Linked DNA regions of Mus musculus: region 2 is linked to region 1. Evidence: chromatin loops called from intact Hi-C (ENCODE). Cell type or tissue: heart. All regions are shown on one strand. Links, peaks and the distances in the headings refer to the core of each region. The heading gives the core; the rest is flanking DNA. Region 1 holds the start of Cd9 (CD9 antigen). Region 2 has its middle 5.1 kb from the start of Gm32673.

Region 1 (9,650 bases), core at 622-8,621:
GTACAAAATGGAGGCAGTGGTTCTGCTTTGAAGAGTGAGGCCAGCTCTCCTACGTCGGCTCGTATGGCAGGGAGATGTGGAAAAGCCGTAAGGCTACACGGCACACACAGCCACATAGTCCGGCCACACTGAGTAGGAGGAGTGTGGCCTAATCTGTGGTTTAAGCATCCATACTTACCTGGGAATTGCTCCCACCCTCTCCAAAGACCTCAAATCACTTTCTACTAGTGAAGCAATAGAGCTACAGGGAGATGCAGCTAACCTGCCCAGGGGCTGAAGATGCTGAATCCAGGGCTGTACACTGACCATTACAATCTATGACCATAAAAGGCCAAGGCGGGGCTGGAGAGATGGCTCAGTGGTTAAGAGCACCACCAACTGCTCTTCCAAAGGTCCTGAGTTCAAATCCCAGCAACCACATGGTGGCTCACAACCATCCTTAAGGAGATCTGACGCCCTCTTCTGGAGTGTCTGAAGACAGCTACAGTGTACTTACATATAATAAATAAATATTAAAAAAAAAAAAGGCCAAGGCAATGGAGCACTTACCAAAGAACCAGAAGAAAAGGAGACCCCCCCCCCCCCCCCCGCCAAGAGTGAGGGAAGGTAAAAGGAACAGGGAAGATCCAAGAAACAGGTTTATACTCGCAGGTAAAAGCCAGGGAACAAGTCTCACTATCCACCGTGATTTCCAGACTCCTACACCTCTGTTACGTGGCTTGCCGGGAAGTCTTATTAACCAGAGGAGAGGTGGGGCAATGGTGTGTGGTGGCCGGGGCTCGTTCTATAGGCTGATCTTGAATGGACCTTTGAGACCTTTTGCGTCAAGTCATGGGTTTTGTGATGAGGAAACTTCGGTGCGGATCAGGAAAGTGAGCTGCCTGTGGTTCCCAAGTAATCCGCCCTCCGCCAGGCTCTGAAGCCTGGGTCAGCTCTCTGCCTACATTTCCAAGCTGCTTCCGTGAAGGTGATGTCATCTCTGGAGGTGGAGGAGATCCCTCTGTTACTTCCATCCTTCCGGATGGGGAAGGAGCAGAAACAGAGGGTCAGAGTGCATGGAAGCAGGATCTGGCTGGCTCTCTCAATCTGGGCTTTCCTTTGCCGAGGCTAAAAACCATAAAAGACTTCGCTATGTGGGATCTGGGGGAATGGGTGTGCGGGATGGGGAAAGGCCAGACAGAGGCAACAGGATCAAGGCCAGTTGGCTGTATAACAAAGCCTTCAACAAACAAACAAACAAACAACGAATGGGAGAGGCACATTCCAGGCCCGGCTCAAGGCTGGCCACCACATTATAGCCTGAAACACTTCTAATCACCTGCCATTCAGACATTAGGAAGATGTTTTCTTTCTCAATTCTTTTCTTTCTCTTTTGGAGGGAGTGGAGGGATAGACATGGAGATCTGAGAGAAATTTGGGAACCACCAAAATAGGCTTGTGAGGTCTGGCTCTGAGGTTGTCGGAAAACAGACCGATTGCTGGCTTGGTTGTGGGCAGGAGACACCCAACTTCAGAAAGGCAGGCTGGGCAGGCTCAGCTGTCACAGAGCATGTCCCACAGGGGACATGCTCGGGCCTAGGAGAAAGACAGATTCCCCTTTGCCGGTCCTCCCTCTCTTCCACTGTCCCAGGGCGACTACGAGAGGCTGGCTTCTCTTTGGATTCCTGCCATCCAGCCGCTCAGTATCCTCTACAGACAAAGGTGGCCTCTGCTTTCCAAAGCCCACACCAGGCACCAAATGTCAAGTTCATAAATCACTGGTCTCAAGAGATTGAAGAGGTGACATCATAATGATCCCAAGGGTTCCCCCGAGAGAGATCACCGCCTGTAGTAAAAGATATTTTGAGGAGTTTCCTCTCAGCCTTCCTTTGCTCCTGCCCAATACTAACTACCTCACTTGATAATACCCTATCACTTGACCCTGCCTTTAGCACTTAACCTATCATGGGCAAGATTTCTGGTCAAAATGGGAATAATGTTTCTTTCTCTGGTTATATCATGGAGCTTGGGGAGGCCTTTGGAGACTGTAAAATACTTAGCACAGAGATTGTAACAGGACTGTCCCTATTAGAGCCCAGGGTAGGGCAGGTAACAATAATTAACATAGTAAACCGCCCACCTCCCTAATGGTAAGAGACAGGAGAGTAAAGAGAGCAAACAAGGGGCCCAGAGGTTACAGTACTAACTCGGCTTGCGATCTTGGGCACCCTGGTTCCTCACGGTGGACACGAGAGCTAGCACCTCCAGCTGGTGCATAATCTCCAATGCAGTTCCCAACCCCAAAGTCAAACCCTTCTAGAGTGAGACTGTCCTGCTTCAGGAGGCAGAGTCAGCCAGCAGCAACTTGTCAGGGTTCTGGATAGGAGCGGAAGTGGCAGCAGGAGACAAGATGGGCAGACTGTAGGCCAGCAGGCAACAGAATGAGAAGACATAGGGTGGCCATGGGCACCTCCTCTCAGCCCCTTACATACATATGCCATGGGGGGCAGATGGGAGATGTAGGCAACTATGTGGTTTCCCCTTAGCACCAAACTTTCACACCATCTATGCAGGCGTCTGGGGACTGACCGACAGACTAGCAGGGAAGAGACTAAAAGGTAGAGGGAGGAAAACTCCCCAAAGGACAGGGCGGGGTTGGGTGGGGCCAGCTGCCTTCAGACTTTGTTTTGTAACAAAGCGCTCAAGCTGATGAGTGGACCAAGCCAAGCCTGGGAGCTGGCTGCCTGTCTGCAGAACTGGGGAAACACAAGCAGGGAATGTCCTCTGACATCCTCTTAAGTTGTATGGGTGTGGTGGCTCCTAGAAACCCAGGGCAGTCTCTGCAGGTTGTGCAACACTTCCAAGCAACCCTGGAGAGTATTAAACCTTACAGTTGCTGGAAGATGGTGAGCATCCCGGTGGCCAGCTCCAAAGGGAATAGTGGACTTTTTAGTTGTTGTTGTTCAAAGTCTCTGGTGGCACAGGAGTTGCCTAGTTAAGCTCTTTCCTGATTGCCTGGGAGCAAATTCCGTCCATTTGTGTTTGGGAGTGTGCCCTCTCAGAATCAGGACAAAAGGGTCTTCCGTGTATTTCCTTGCTTCTGTCCCTGAGTTTTGGGAGAGTGGACACTCTCTTGTTGCCCTACCCAGAGGCCCATCTGTAGAGTCTACTAGCACCTGCCTCTGGACCCTCTGCAGGTGAACGGCCATTCCCCTTGGCCCCACCTGGACATTTTTAGAGCGAGGCTTCAAGCCCGCAGTACCTGATTACCTGGGAAATGCAGAAACACCGGATTTATCCCATCTAGAGGCGCCAATAGGCACCTTCCCCGCCTTCTTTTCTCTTAACTCTCCCAGAGTTCTCTACAGCCAAGATAGTTATCGCTCTTGAAAAAGAATCAAGACAATCTAGTCTTTCAGGTAGCTTAGAGAGAGGCATGGACGTTTTCAGTTGAGAGTTCAGGTCCTAAACAAGGAATGTCCGACCTCCAGGTGCAGGGAAGACTCCCCACACCCACTTCCTCTCCCTCCGTAGCACCCCTTGTCACTTGTGGGACCACCGAAGTGGGAGACGCTCGACTGCCCTGCTGGCAAGGAGCCTTGCGGGCCGGGGAGGGCATCGAGTTACTCGAAAAGGTTGCTCCGCTCCTCCCTCACTCCTCTCTCACACTCGGGGGTGCTCCGGGTGGGAGCAGGCACAGAGCCCATCTCAAATACTCGGCGGTAGAAGGACCCGGGAGCGAAGTGCACAGCCGGAGCCACCAGGACCCTCGGCTCTCCCACCCACTTGCTCCTCCCGCCCACCTGCCAGTCCCGCCTGGCCAGCTGGCAGCCGCTGCGCCTTTCTCTACTCGCCCGGAGTCCGCCTGGCGCGCGCAGTACCAGCGGCTCCCGGCGCTCTCGGCCGCCGGGACACTCTCCGCCCCGGACGCCGTCTCGGGCCTGAGAACAGGTGGCCTCGGAGAGGAGCGCGCCGACAGTCGCCTCTCACTCACCCAGAAGATGAAGTTAAATCCGAAGAGCAGGTATTTGATGCACTTGCTACCTCCTTTGACCGGCATGGTACAAGCTGGAGTTGCGTGGGACAAGAGGCACGAACGACTGGGACAGAAGGGACTCGACAACCGACTGAGACACGCTGCGGCTAGGGGCTGGCCTGAGGCTCCACTTTTAAAAAGTGCCACTCCTTACGGCGCTCGGCCAGCTGCTATGCGCATGTGCGGAGGGATGCCGACCCCGCCCCCCGGCCCACCTGCCCCGCCCATGCTCTAATCCCCTCCCCAGACCCAGGTTCTGGGACTTCGGTTTCACCCTCAGTGCAGAGCTCTCTCTGCACCTAACTTTTGCCGTCTGGTTTCTAAGATCCTCTTTCCCTCCATCTTCCTTCTTCCCACCGTCTCGGGGTCTTTCCGGACCTCCGTACCCGACTTCTTTTACGGGGAGTTAAGTGCCGGCCTCGCCTTTCCCGTTCATCCTAGTTCATCCTGGGCTCTGCATAAGAGCTCACGTTGGAAGACCCCCAAGGGCCATGTAATCTTAAGAACCTTTTCAGATTCCCGAGGCAAGTCTGCGAGCCCCTATTTGCCTGGCTTGCGTTCTCTCTGACACCTCCTTGTAAACCTTTCTGGACTGAACGCACTTAGTTGAGCACGGTGGCCGCTAGAATGTTCTAGGTGCTAATCTGAGCAGTTCTACTTTGCTCAGAAACTTTCTACGTTCAGAGACTTGAGTTGAAACCCTTCTTCATCCTGTATTTACTCCGTTCATTCCCTGCCACACCTGATGCCACACCCCTACTCTGCTGCGCCTCCATGCCTGCAGGGGTGTATGCTGGCCGCCCTGCCTCCTTGTGAAAATTCTATTGTGCTTTATTATTTTTTTTATTTAAATCTATTATTATTTTGAGACAGAGTCTTACTATGCTGTCCTATCTGGCTTGGAACGCCCTGTGTAAACCAGGCTGGCCTTGAACTCATAAAGATCTGTCTGCCTCTGCTGGGATGTGCCAATACGCCCAGCGATTTCATTTCTTTTGAAGTAGGATTTAGCCGTTTGTAGACCTACTGACCCGGAATTTGCTTATGTAGCTCAGGCTATCTTCAACTCCAGTCCTCCTGCCAGAGCGGTTCAGGCCACCACGTCCTGCTCTGTGACTCTCTAAATTCTTTCTTGATTTTTTCAACAGGGTGAAGAGGCCCTTCTCAATATCCTTTACAGTTTTCTCTTCCTCACCCCTGCAGGAAGTTTCCTTAGCATTCTTCATTGCAAAAGCAAACCGTACTTATTACAGAAACATCAGAAAATATCAGAAAGCAAAAAGAATGTGAGTTAAAATTTTTTTTCCTGGGTTAAAGTACGTTGGAGGCCAACGCCACAGGAGACCCGGTCCCCAAAAACAAAAAATAAAAACAAGAAACTTTTTCACATAGCAAACCCAGCTCTGTTAGCATAGCACAGCTCTTGTTTTACTGTTTATCAGTAGACTGGCTTCACTATTTATCAGTAAGTAGACTGATTCATTAATAGACCCAGTTAAAAACCTTTTTTTTTTTTTTCCCACAGTTTAGTTTAGAAAGGTTCTTCACTGGGGAACAGGAGTCGAAAGCAACACATTCTGTCTTCCCTGAAGCAGCTTAGGAGTTGGAAGAAGGACGCAGGCAGGAGACTTGGAGGGTGTGTGTGGTCAACTTAGGGGTCTCTTGAGAGCTCTCACAAAGTAAGTGTTACAATCAGGGAAGCCTGGCAGAGCTGGGGCTCCCGTGGTCTTCTGGAGAGAGCTGGTGAGGACCTTGTCCTCTGAGAGTGAAGGTGAACCCCGGGAGTGTCAGGTGAACCCCTTGACTGTGTGTGGGCACGGGACAAGAGGGCAGCCTGCAAGTGCTGTGCGGTTAGGGACCCTTGTTTGTATCTCCACTCCCTGGTGTAAAACCTTGGGGCACTGGACAGAAAATCCGAATGCATTTGAGGAGGTGCGGTTAGGTAAAATGAAAAATGGAGCTCCGTTAGGGGGTGTGACCAGTTTGGGACCTATGGGAAGGTAGGAGCGGCAATGGGACCTAAAAGTCTGCCGAGGAGTCATGTGGGAGCCAGAGGGAGAGTCTGAGCAGAAGCCGAATCTCTAAGAGCTTCTTTCGCTTCTTCTAAATTTTCTTAGTTTTACCACGTTATTCTTGTTGAGTGTAGTGCCATGAAGGCACCTTTATCCACGGATAGGGGTTCGAGAGACCCTAACAGGCAATTCTGTGGACATCCCCGAGTCAATCTGAGCTAGGCCCCACGCAGGCGCTATCTATGACTTTGGAAGTCAGGAGGCATCAGCGGAGCAGAGAGTGGCCATCCAGGAGGAGCTGTGTGTGAGGGCCTAGAAACACAAAGACATGGCAACTGTCTGTGCCAGGGAAGCTACTGGCTGTGGGGGAGCGAGGGCAGAGGACAAGGAAGGAGGCAGAGCTGGGATAGGGAGAAAATAAGGTCTCCTTGTACTGTTCTGGTGGGAGTCCATCCATCTTAAGAGAACAGTTCTATTTTTGTTTGTTTGTTTGTTTTTTCGAGACAGGGTTTCTCTGTGTAGCCCTGGCTGTCCTGGAACTCACTCTGTAGACCAGGCTGGCCTCGAACTCAGAAATCCGCCTGCCTCTGCCTCCCTAGTGCTGGGACTAAAGGCATGTGCCACCACGCCTGGCAAGAGAACAGTTCTAAAGAAAAGGTTTTATCTCCTTGTACTCCCTCCCCCACCATGGGAGAGTGGGGTTCAGTAAACATTTGTGTCCACATCAGAACCTGCTCTGGATAGCGGTGACTGCTGAAGAGACTCTCCCCCAGCCCACTGCCATCACTATTATGGTTGATCTCCAAGAAACAGCCTAAGACCCCATTACATAGAATCATGGATTCCTTTTTTTAAAAAGATTTATTTATTCATTATATGTAAATACACTATAGCTGTCTTCAGACACTCCAGAAAAGGGCGTCAGATCTCATTATGGATGGTTGTGAGCCACCATGTGGTTGCTGGGGATTAAACTCAGGACCTTGGGAAGAGCAGTTGGTGCTCTTAACCTCTGACCCATCTTTCCAGCCCCCTCATGGGTCCCACCCCCCATTTTTGTTTTTGTTTTTGTTTTTGAGACAGGGTTTCTCTGTGTAGTCCTGGCTGTCCTGGAACTCACTCTGTAGACCAGGCTGACCTCGAACTCAGAAATCTGCCTGCCTCTGCCTCCCAAGTGCTGGGATTAAAGGCGTGCGCCACCACTGCCTGGCTGGATTCCTTTCTTTTAAAAAAATTATTTTTCACTTGTTTGCTTATTTTAAAAGAGTCTCAGTGTTGTCTTAAAGTGGAAATCCTCCTGCCGGAGATCCCAGGCCCACACAAAGATGTTCCCTTATACGACAAAAGCCCTGAACCTGGAGTTGAGGGTCTTGGTCCCTACTCTGTGGTTTATTTGGAAGGGTTACCTCCTGTCTTGGGACTCTGGTCTTCTATGGTGTAGTGATGTTCTGGGCCAAAGTGTGTTTGTTACAAAAGCTTCATGCTGCAGGCAACCAGGAAAAGGGAGGAATGGAAAAAATGTGGTTTGCTTTAACTAGAAGAGGAAAATGTGGGTAAGCCCTTGAGTCAGCGATCACATGGCGGCAGCCAGACCTTCCAGGCTTTTATAGAGTTGGGACTGGGAAAACTTATTCTGCCTTCCCTGGGGGTGGGGTGGGGGTAGGGTGTGGGTGGGATCCTGTTTCTGGAAAAAACCCCAGTTCAACTCAAGGGGTCCCAGTTGGCTCTTGTGCTCCCCCTGGTGGTAAGATTTAAACGCATACGGCCAAGTTGGCTTTAGTGTGGTCGTTTGTCTCATCCCCATGTGGGTACCAGCATATGCAGCCCCCAACAGGATCCTTTTTCGAAACAAGAGCCTCCTGGCTACTGTAGCAGTGACCATTGGGTTTGCTGCTTTCACTACGAGAAGGTTCCACGACTTCCTTAACTCTGAAGCAATGGTTTTCAACCTTCCTAACGCCAAGACCCTTTAATGCAGTTCCTCATGTTGTGACCCCCAAAGGATTTTGTTGCTACCTTATAACTGTCATTTTGCTACCATTATGAATCATAATGTAACTACCTGATAGGGGACTCCCAAAGGGGTCGCGATTCACAGGTTGAGAACAGCACGCTTCTTGAAAGCCAGCGGTGTGAGCCTTGGGCCATTGCTCTATCTAGTCTTGTCCGTGTGGATTGCTTGGTGTGACTCTGGGCGTCAGCGTATTCCTGTATTGATACACACGTGGGTGGTGAGCACCTTCAAATAATCTCAGTTTGGGGTAGGGGGCTGGAGAGATGGCTCAGCAGTTAACAGCACTGACTTCTTTTCCAGAGGCCTTGGGTTTCATTCCCAGCACACCTGTAACTCCAGTTCCAGAGGATCTGACACCATCTCCTGGCCTCTGTGGGCACCAGACATGCAGGTGGTGCCCAGGCATTCAAGCTAACAAAACAGCCATACCAACATAATACAAATTCAGATTAAAAAAAAATCTAAAAGACCATTTGCCTGGATTAATTTCCATCCCTTGCTGGCTTTCTGTAAATATCTCTGGCATAAGTTCATGGAGACAAACCTCACTCAAGGGTTGGTCCTCAGGGGTCTGCTTTGCTCTTGGCTTTCGAGTTCCCACCATTTCCTTTGTCTAGTTACCTCTTTGTCAATTGAAGTCATCATGTTTGTTCAGCAGTCATCCAAACATGTCCTTTCTTAACCCCCAGAACTCGTGGGTGTGCCACTCCTCTGTGCTTGGAGTGAGGGGCTGTAGATAGAGTTAAAGGAGCTTGAAATGGAGATATTTTTGGTGGGACTTTGTAATCAAAGAGATTTGTGTTGTTTGCTTTCATTTTTTTTCCTCTTTTGACAGATCTCATTAAGGAGCCCAGAGTCTTTGATTCTAGATCCTCTTGCCTTATCCTTTTGAGAATTGGATTTCCTTCCTTCCTTCCTTCCTTCCGCATCAGCTCCTACTTCCTAACCTGCTTGAGTTCCAGTCCTGACTTCCTTTGGTGATAAACAGCAGTGTGGAATTGTAAGCTGAATAAACCCTTTCCTCCCCAACTTGCTTCTTGGTACTGATGTTTGTGCAGGAATAGAAACCCCGACTAAAACAGTCCTCTAGAACTTAGTTAAGAGCCAGTGCTCTGAACTGCTGTACCATCTCTCCATTCCTCCAAAGAGTTCCTATGAAAGAGAGGTCACAGTTCCCTAGCCAGAGGATGAGATGTGAGGACAGAAGCCCAGGTTAGGGCGATGTGTGGCCTTGTGCCAAGGAACCCAGGTGCCTCTGGAAGCTGGACCAGATGAAGAAATGAATTCCCCCCTTCAACTGTCAGCAGGAACAAACCCACCACTGCCCACTTACTGACCTTTGATCTCTGGAGTGGTAAAATAATTGAATGTGTTATTTTAAGCCACTACACTTGTCATAATTTATTACAGTAGCAGAAGGAGATGAACACAGTTATTAAAATAAACATTGGGACCAGGGCACAAAATCTCTTTGGGATCCTACATGCAAAATGAACTTGGTCTTTTTCAATCCTTCTTTCTTCCGTCAGCCTTCAAGCCCTGCCTTGCCCGAGGCTCTCCCTTCTTCTTCCTCTTACCTGCTGAGCGAATAGGGGCCCTGTTTCCTAAT
Region 2 (9,650 bases), core at 1,148-9,147, 69 kb before region 1:
CTCTGGCTCCCACGGTTTTTTCTTGCATCCTTTCTCCACAAAGTTCCTGGGATCTCAGGAAGGGTGACACAAATGTCCTGTTTTGCCTGAGCCTCAGTGGTCATTCTTTCTTGGCATTTGACCAATTATGAGTCCTTGTTTTGACCCTTGCCCATGGCTGGGAGAGAGAGGCATTTGGGAGTTTTGAGGGCGGTAGCAAAGCTAAGAGCTACATTAGTCTATGGATATAAGCATAAATATTTAGAAGGCACGTTTATTACATGTTCCTTCAGCATAGGACCTATAGGGCCATAGGCTTCTGACCGTGAAAACCAGGTATGTATCTTCTCCCATGGATCGGGCCTCAAATCTAGTCAGAGATTGGCTTGTAACCTGCAGATATTTATGCTGCCAGTGGGAGTGTCTTACTAGGCAGTTCAGGATTGCAGCATGTGGGGTCTACAGCTGGGGGATCACTTATTTCTTCAGCAGCCTACACAGAACCTTCCAGCACTATGGCCAGCAGAACGGGAGCTTCCAGGCTTTGTCCAGTCTGATCCCCGTTTGCTAGATGAGCAATGGGGTCTTACTGTCTAGTCCTCTCAGGTAACCAAGAGTGGTGGCAAAAGTCTGTGTTATATGGGGGCCTGTGGGGACTCCTTAGCCAACAACTCATGGTGTGTGTGTGTCTGTCTGTCCGTCTGTCGGGGGTGGGGTATGCCACTGTGGCAATGAGACTTTAGTTTGAAAATCTAAGACTCTGGGAATCAGTTTAACTATTACATAATTACTCACTGGGCGGAGTGGCACAGGCCTGTAATCCCAGCACTGAGGCTGGAATATTGTGAGTTCAAGGTCACTCCAAGCTATATCGTAACAACACTGGATCTCAAAAACAAAACAAGACAGCAAAATCCAGGAGCACTTCCCTTGAGACTTTTGCACAGCTATGCCGTTTCTAGGGACCTTTGCATCCTACAAAGCTGAAACTGCAGTCCTTGAAAACTGACTCCTCATCCCTCTTAGCCCTGGCAACTGCCGTTCTTTCTCTTTAAAAAAAAAAACAGAATAATGAACTATTGTATAAATTACATGATAGTGCGTTTTATTGTGGCATTTCCATACATGGTGGAATGTGTTTAATAATCACATTCCTCCCATGAGCCTCTTTGCGCCCCTTCCACCCTTGCCCGTCTCTTCCTGACTCATCCCTGGGTGCTTTATTGACTTCTCTGAGAACCTCCCAGAAGTGGAGTCACACGGGACTTGCTGCTTCACGACCGGTTTATTCACTGAGTATACTGTCCTCGGGGTCTGTTCATGTCCTAGCATGTGTCAGGCGTTCCTTCCCTTTTAAGGCTGAATAATATCCCAGTATGTGTGTATGGACCACGTTGTGTCAAGCCGTTCATAGGTTCACGGGCACGGAAATCACAACAGTAACAGAATTACAGTTATGAAGCAGCAGTGAAAATAGTTTTATGGTCGGGGTCACCACAACATGAGGAACTGTGTTAAAGGGATGCTGAGTTAGGAAGGTTGAGAACCACTGCTGCAGGGGGAGGAGTTACAGGAGGGAGGAGCTGCAGGAGAAAGAGGCTGCAGGGGCGGGGCTTCATGAGAGCGTCTGCAGGGGAGGGGCTACAGGAGGGAGGGGCGGCAGGGGGAGAGGCTGCAGGGGAGGGGCTACAAGAAGAGGGGGTGCAGGAGGGAGGGGCTGCAGGAGGGAAAGGCTGCAGAAGGTAGGGCTTCAGGGGAGGGGCTACAGGAAGAGGGACTGCAGCGGGGAGAGGCTGCAGGGAAGGGAGGTGGATACAGCGAGACCAGCCACTTACTCTCTCTTCAGCACGTCTTCCTGCTTTGAGGCGCCACATTCTCAAACCACGAACCAAAAATAAACTCTTCCTTAAGGTGCATTTCCAGCTTGTTTTTGTGGCAAGGAGACTGGTAACCAGTTCCCTGCCTAGATGGAAGGCTACCAGAATGCCAGAAAATTCTTCACAGAAACAGAAAAAGAAATTCCAAAGTAATATGGAATTACAAAAGACATCAAGTAGTCAATAGTGCACGCACACATACACACACACACAAGAAAAACAACAACTCCACATATCAACAGGCTATTGAAGGGAAGAGCTTGTCGGGTAGCGAGTGGAGATGGGTAGTCAATAGGTTGGGGAAGCTGTGGGCCAGGAGGAAGGGTGGGAGCCAGGACACCTGAGGACCACTAGGCTCTCAGGGACAGGTCCTTTGTAGATCAGGAGAGGAAAGAAAGAGCAGATTAAGTTGTGGGTGGGTGACTTTGGCTGCAGGAAGTACAGAACGTTCTTATCACCTGTGGCTCTGGGTTCCCAAGAAAGGGAGAAGAATTTGGTCAGGTGATGTTCAGGAGGGACAGGCTGACAGGCAGACGGATGGATGCAGCTGAGAGCAGTTCCAGGCTGCAGTAGTTTAGTGTGGTAACCCAAGGGAGAGTAGGCAGAGAATGGAAGACACAAACCTCTTAGAGGGATGTTTCTGCTTTTGCTAAATGGACATGCTGCCTTCTGAACATTCACGTTTCTACACATCCACAGGGGCTGCTCTCGGCCTTTGTCCAAGGAGCCGGCGTTAAAGCAGAGATTCGCTGCTGGTCCAAGTGCTGAGAGCAAAGGGTCGCTGCACAAGGCCTGCACGAGCCTGCATTTGCCCTTTCTCCGCTGCCTCCTGGGGACGGGGACGAGGTGAGCATGTTTGTGCCCAGTAAGTGCCACAGCCGTGACTTATTCACGACCACAGACCCAAAATATGTGGGCCGTTCATTGATGAATCATGCCAGCAAGATTTCCAGCTGTTAGGGGCACTTGGTTACTGGACCTTTGTAGATTGACAGTCAAAGAGTTTGTGAGCCTCCGCTAGTCAAATGCTGTGCCCCAGCTCCTCCTGAGGAAACTTTGCCTCTCTCTCTTTTGCATGTCCTTGGGAGCAGTGGAATCCTGTTTTGAATTCCTAGTAAGACTTTGAATTGTACTAGCCCCACGGGTCAGGCCATGCCTATGGTTTACAGTTTGGGTGTATTCTTTTTATTGCTTTAATTTTTTCTCCCTTGGCTTCAAACTCCAATGTGTAGCTGAATCTGGCTTTCAACTCCTGCTCCTCCTGCCTCTTCCTTCCAAGTGTCAGGATAACAAAGACAGATGTGAACCACTACATCTGGCTCTGTTCTTTTGTTTCTGGTGTGTGTGTGTGTGTGTGTGTGTGTGTGTGTGCTGCTGTGACGGAACCCCCAGTGTACCCCCACTGAGCTAGGAGATCAACCTCAAGGCTCCTCTTCTGGGGGACAATCTCCCTCTGTGGCCTTCAGGAGAAGGCAGGCATCTGGGATTTGCCTGCCAAGGGGGAAGTGCTCCCCACTGCCTCTGAGGTCTGAGCTCTGTGACTCACAGCCATTGAAATTTGATGGTGTTGATCCAGAGCTGGCTTTTTCCAGCTTGTTCTGAAGGCAGCCTCCTGCAGGTTTCACTCACATGACCGGCTCCCCTTTTCCTTGTAAACTAAGCCATTCTGCTTTTTCCATGGCACTAAAAATCTTCCCAGGTCGGCTTCTCAAGGATCCAGACATCCTCCATTTGATTTTTCTTATTTTCATTCTTTAAGATTTTGACATTCTTGGAGTAATGCAGGCAAGGCACCCACCAACCCTGGTGTGTTTATAAAAACATAAAAAGAGGGGTATGCCGGGCGTGGTGGCGCACGCCTTTAATCCTAGCACTCGGGAGGCAGAGGCAGGCGGATTTCTGAGTTCGAGGCCAGCCTGGTCTACAGAGTGAGTTCCAGGGCAGCCAGGGCTATACAGAGAAACCCTGTCTCGAAAAACAAAACAAAACAAAAAAGAGGGGGTATATATTCTATGGGGGCGTGGTGAGGTATGGGGGGGGGAAGGAGGTTCCTCCGCGGGCCCATGCTGAGGCATCCCCTTCCCCGAGGGACCAGCCACACAAAGGTATAGTATAGAATAGAGTTTATTCAGGGTATGGGGAGGGGAGTTAAGAGGGTAGTAGAGGCAGAGAAAGGCAGAGAGAGGGAGAATAGAAGAGTAGAGGCTGGCCATGAGCACATGGAGAGATGGGGAAGGGAAGAACAAGGTAGCAAGAGAGGAACAAGGAGGGAGAAAGGGGCAAGCAGTGGGTCAGGCCTACCTGGCTATTGACAGGTAACTGTGGGGCGGAGCTTAGACAGAACGCTAACAGACCCCTTCCTGAAGTCCTCTCTCGCCCCAGAGATGCGGCATGGGGCGGTCGCATCAGGTTTGAAGCTCTTTTCTCCTGCAGGCAAGCTCAGTAATCCAGGCTCTTTGCTGTGTAGTTTATGCTGCTTTAGCATCTGCAATCCTGCCTCAGGCTACTCTGTGGTGGTGCGATCATAGGTTTCCCCGCTATGCCTACGACGGTTGTTTAGGACATCTGGGCTCCTTGCGTGTACAGGAGCTCAAACCGGTCATTGAATCTCAAGACAGTCACCCTCCTGGGCACTGAAAAGACAGTGTGTGGGAAACCAGAAACCACTCACCAGCCTCTCGCTTCCTAGGGGCCAGTGGGGTGGGTGGAGGGGGTGGGGCTAGGGAAGTGGGAGGTGCTTAGGTTTGTTATGGATGTCACTGCTACCCAAAGGGTGGGTTAGTGACTCATAGCTGCTGGAGCCTACAGGTGGGGTTGAGTGAGTCACTTTTATTCCTCAAGGGAGGGCCGAGGTGGGATGGAATGGAGGGGACCACGGAGTTGGAAAGAAATGAGGGATTTATATCTGAGAATTGGAGCTGTAAGACCTTGAGAAACGAACCTTCATTTCCTGTTAGCTGACCTGTCCGTGGGAAATGATCCCTACACTCCACATTATTGTGGAATTAAATGAAAGTGTTGCTTACACAACTGAGTGTGTACTGGGCATGGTGACTCACTCCTTTACCCAGCACTGTGATCTCTGTGAGTTCAAGGCCAGCCTGGTCTACAAAGCAAGTTCCATTTCAGCAGGGCTGTCACACAGAGAAACCCTGTCTCAAAAATAACAACAACAATAACATAAAAAAATCCACCATAAACCAAGAAACAAACTACAAATAGCGGTAGTGCCATCGCTTAAATCTTCATTTAGTTCCTGAAAACAGGCAGGGTAATAATATCTACTTCCTTTAGAGATTAAGGGCATTAAATAACGTATGCAAACTCTCTGCACAATGGTATTGGGTAAACGTTGTCCATTTTCATCAGCTGGGGGGGGGGGGTGTCACTGGTTTGTCAATGAATTCTCTGCTGTCTTAAGACCAAAAGGAGAAATGAGTCTGAGGGGTGACAATTAGGCTGCATTAGGTTGGGACCAGGCCAGCAATCCACTTGCGCCCGAATTGTGAGCCTACTAGGTGCTCACATGCTCATATTTGGTGTCACGCCTCCACAGAGGGCTCGAAAGAGATGAAAACCAACTGATAAGGAAGTGTTTGTGCTTGCCTCCTTCCTTTGAACCTCAAATTTATCTAAATAGAGATCTAACTTGGAACCAGGGTCCCAGGTTGCGCTTTCTGATGTGGCCTCCAGGGGGCGCATCCCCTTTGGGGCGCTCTGTGTGGCCGTGGAAGCTGCGGTGACTGTCGGAGGCAGGAGGATGAGTCAGCCTCCGAGGCTTCCGGCGTCCATTGGGTCCTGCTGCCCGCTCGGCCGCGCCCTGCCCGCGGGCTCCCGCCCGAGTCACCCTCTGGTATGGACCTGCAGCTCTGCAGGAGCTCAGGCCTTCCTTGCTGCCTGGGGGCAATATGGCCAGCCCTCTGGAGTGGTGGGCTTCCCGCGGGCGTGTGACCCCTCTCTCCACAGGGCCAGGGATTGCTTCCCTGCCCAAGTTCCAGGGCTTCAGGGCCCCGGGGCTGGCATGGGATGTGCTAGGACTGGGCAGCAGGAGGGACATCACGGAGGAAAATTTGCCACTATTCTCCACTTGGGGAGCCATGGAGCCTGGCCAGTTCCTCTGGATCCCCAAGAGTGTTCTCCCTCTGCTTAAAGTCAGAAAGAACAGACACCCCACCCCCACCCCCACCCCCCCACCCCCACCCCCGCGCTCCCATGCCCCTAGCCCTTTCCCTTGGCTTCTAGCTACAGATTTAGAACAGGGCTTGAGACTAGCTCAGCCAGTGTGGATGGTAAATTGGAAGATTTGGTTGATTCTGGGAGGGCCTCCCAATGAGTCACCATCCCTGGGAAGAGGTAACTCCCAGATGCCCAGGAGCTATCGGCCTCCCACTCAAGAGGAACTTGGAAGTAATGTCTAGCACAGAACACCTAACATTGTATATATATAGTAATGTCCATATTATTATATATGTATACTTTTAGATAGAAAGTTATAATTAAAATACATGAATCATATAGATCTCTGTGCATGTATACACATGTACTTTACAGGGCACCTCCTGTAAACTAGCTGTTGTCCCAGTGGCTCTACAGGAATTAATTATCTCAGACAGTTTTCACAGGACACTGGGGCATACGTACTATTATTGTTCCCATATGGTAGCTGAGGAAGTCTGAGCTCAGAGAGTAACTTTTGAGTGGGTGTGATGTCTGTCTGTAAACCAAGCAATTGGGTGGTAGAATCAGGAGGGCCAGTGTAACAGGCTCCAGACTGTAGCATAACTGACTCCATATTGGAAGAGCCATTCACTCAGCACGTAGACAGCATCACCTGCCAAAACCGTAAACAAAGACCTAATCCATCAAAGTCCATAGTCATGGGAACGTCTCTAAATGTGCTCACCCGGCTTTTGGGTGGCTGTAGTTCTGCTTCTGGCTAACTGTTCTTGCTAACTGAAGTGTGTCAACCCAGGACAAGTGTGTGTGTGTGTGTGTGTGTGTGTGTGTGTGTGTGTGTGTGTGTGCTTAAAAGCTCACCCCGACAGAGACTTGGGGCTACACTATGGGATCCTGAATGCCTGTGTAGCCATGTGCCAGCTAATGAAGATTCTATTGGCTTAAACCCATGCCCAGGCAGTCTTCTCTGGTGGATACCCCACAACATCAGGAGTTCAGGACTCTTCTCAGCTATGTGCTGAGCTGAAAGTCCACCCAGGATACATGAGACTTTGTTTGGAGGGGGGGAAGGGGGGAGGGGAAGGGGAGGAGGAGGAGGAGGAGATGAGGAGGGGTGGAGGAGGAGGAGGAGATGAGGAGGGGTGGAGGAGGAGGAGATGAGGAGGGGTGGAGGAGGAGGAGATGAGGAGGGGTGGAGGAGGAGGAGGAGATGAGGAGGGGTGGAGGAGGAGGAGATGAGGAGGGGTGGAGGAGGAGGAGATGAGGAGGGGTGGAGGAGGAGGAGGAGATGAGGAGGGGTGGAGGAGGAGGAGATGAGGAGGGGTGGAGGAGGAGGAGATGAAGAGGGGTGGAGGAGGAGGAGATGAGGAGGGGTGGAGGAGGAGGAGATGAGGAGGGGTGGAGGAGGAGATGAGGAGGGGTGGAGGAGGAGATGAGGAGGGGTGGAGGAGGAGGAGATGAGGAGGGGTGGAGGAGGAGGAGGAGATGAGGAGGGGTGGAGGAGGAGGAGGAGGAGATGAGGAGGGGTGGAGGAGGAGGAGGAGATGAGGAGGGGTGGAGGAGGAGGAGGAGATGAGAAGGGGTGGAGGAGGAGATGAGGGGTGGAGGAGGAGGAGATGAGGAGGGGTGGAGGAGGAGGAGGAGGAGATGAGGAGGGGTGGAGGAGGAGGAGGAGATGAGGAGGGGTGGAGGAGGAGGACAAGATGAGGAGGGGTGGAGGAGGAAGGGTAGAAGAGGAGGAGGGGGAAGGAGGAAAAAGAAGAAAAGAGAAGGAAAGGTTGAGAAAGACTGAGACTAGAGGCTTTTTCCTTAGACCCCTGCCTTTAGCATTGAGACCTCAAATATTTCAGGGTGGGATGTAAGGGGTCTGGGGTGTGGTAGTGGTCTAGAAATGTACTCTAAGTGTTTTCCCCTTTAGGGTGTATGAGAAACACAGTTAAATTTGACCCTGGAAGGAGGAACGATTGATTTTTCCAGTCAGAAACTTTCCCCCTCTGTCCCTGCCTGCTGTCCCTGGGTGCCTGAAGAGACTTCTGGAGTGCTTCTCTTTCTCCTTGTTGGCCGTCTCCATCACCCTGGTCTCTGGCTACCAATATCCCCTTCTGCAGGCGTCAAGCACCACACCTGCAGTGTAGGGTTAGATGCTTTTGATAAGGTGCCCCGATTATCTGTCAGCAGAGTGGGCCTGAATCTCTTGGGGGTCATGCTTAACACAGATTAAGCAGCCCATTTGACACGAGTGCATCTCAATGTTGTTGCTACAATCAGTGGTGGCACAGCTGCCCTTCCATCATCACCATCATCACCATCATCACCACCATCACCACCATCACCATCATCACCATCATCACCACCATCACCATCATCACCATCACCACCATCATCACCATCATCATCATTTCTTTAAATTTATTTTTCTGCAGTTAGAATTTTTAAAGATGTATTTATTTTATTTCATGCATATGGGTGCTTTGCCTGTGCACCACATGCATGTCATGTGCCCACAGAGGCTAGAGGAGGGCATTGGACCCTCTGGAAATGTAGTTACAGTAGTGAGTTGTCATGCATGCATGTGGTGGTTATCAAACCCAGGTCGTCTGGAAGAGCAATGGATCCTCTTATCTGCTGAGCTCTCTCGCCAGCCCTCCTTTCTGCAATATTAGAAGTAGTTATGAAGGTGGGGGATCCTCATTCCTCTGGTCATCGCCATGGTGAAGCTGAGCTGAAGAAGCCAGAGGCTGCAGCAGGTCTTCCAGGGCAGCCAGTTTGCCTCTGCTGGGGCTTGAGTCCTCTCTTGATTTATCTGAGACTTCGGAGGGGTGAAGATCCTGGAGTGCCTGATCTTGGCAACTGGTAGCTTCTGAGAGAGGAGAGTCTGTTTACAGATATGCCCCTGGTAAGTGGCTAAGCCTACTTTGGGAATACAGGACTGTTTGGTCATCTGGATTTGGATGCAATCCAACATGGGAGGTGCATAGTCCCGCTGGAGAAGAAAGTAGCCGGAGGGAGACATCATTTCAACACGCCTGTGGCAGAGTGGAGCCTGGACTGACTTATGATAGACTATCAAAATAAATATTCTTAACAATAAAAAAAAAAAAAAGAAAGAAAGCCTGGTGTGGTGGTGCACGCCTTTAGTCCCAGCACTCGGGAGGCAGAGGCAGGCAGATTTCTGAGTTTAAAGCCAGCCTGGTCTACAAAGTGAGTTCCAGGACAGCCAGGGCTACACAGAGAAACCCTGTCTTGAAAAACCAAATAAATAAATAAAGAAGTAGTTATCTAAGAATTTCTCAAGATGTATTTGAGCATGTTCACCTTCCCTCCCACCCCCAGCTCCTCTCAGAATCAATCCCATCTTTACCCACCCAGTTTTGTGCCTGCCCTGCCCCGTTCTGTTCAGTTTGTGCTGTGTGACCCTCCTCTGGGTGGCAGTTGACCTACCCAGGGCAGAGCTACTTACCAGGGGCATAACTGTAAACAGACTCTCCTCTCTCAGAAGCTACCAGTTGCCAATATTTCTTCAGTTAGGGGTGGAACGTCCCTAGCACCTCCTCTAGCCACGCTGAGATCTTGTCTAATTTTTTGAGCTTTTGTGGGTCTTGTGCAAGCTGCCAGGAC

What was found. A loop is a pair of places that touch in the nucleus more often than their neighbours do. Peaks named below come from ENCODE experiments on the same cell type or tissue, not always from the same donor. Only the 100,000 strongest peaks of a DNase experiment are listed, where the experiment ranks them.
Region 2: a loop joins it to region 1, with 4 times the contacts of the local background. A loop is called at or near these places in 34 of 42 quality-filtered maps.

What each region holds. Positions count from the first base shown.
Region 1 is chr6:125,490,601-125,500,250 of GRCm38, forward strand. Cd9 (CD9 antigen) reads right to left here and starts at 4,160. Exons shown (of 8, transcript NM_007657.4): 1 at 3,974-4,160. The coding sequence starts at 4,039. It overlaps Gm26728 (a long non-coding RNA gene), which reads left to right and starts at 2,833. Exons shown (of 6, transcript XR_869432.2): 1 at 2,833-2,885; 2 at 5,164-5,301; 3 at 8,877-9,650. In heart, for the core only: CTCF peaks have their summits at 2,232 and 7,777 (motif pointing left); DNase peaks (open chromatin) are centred at 1,011, 2,701, 4,141, 7,611 and 1 weaker place; H3K4me3 peaks cover 2,548 bases; H3K27ac peaks cover 1,861 bases; H3K27me3 peaks cover 2,721 bases.
Region 2 is chr6:125,420,957-125,430,606 of GRCm38, forward strand. No RefSeq gene overlaps it. Among named protein-coding and RNA genes, the nearest start is that of Gm32673, 5.1 kb to the right of the region's middle. In heart, for the core only: CTCF peaks have their summits at 5,558 (motif pointing right) and 5,792; DNase peaks (open chromatin) are centred at 1,585 and 5,635; H3K4me3 peaks cover 1,714 bases; H3K27ac peaks cover 2,000 bases.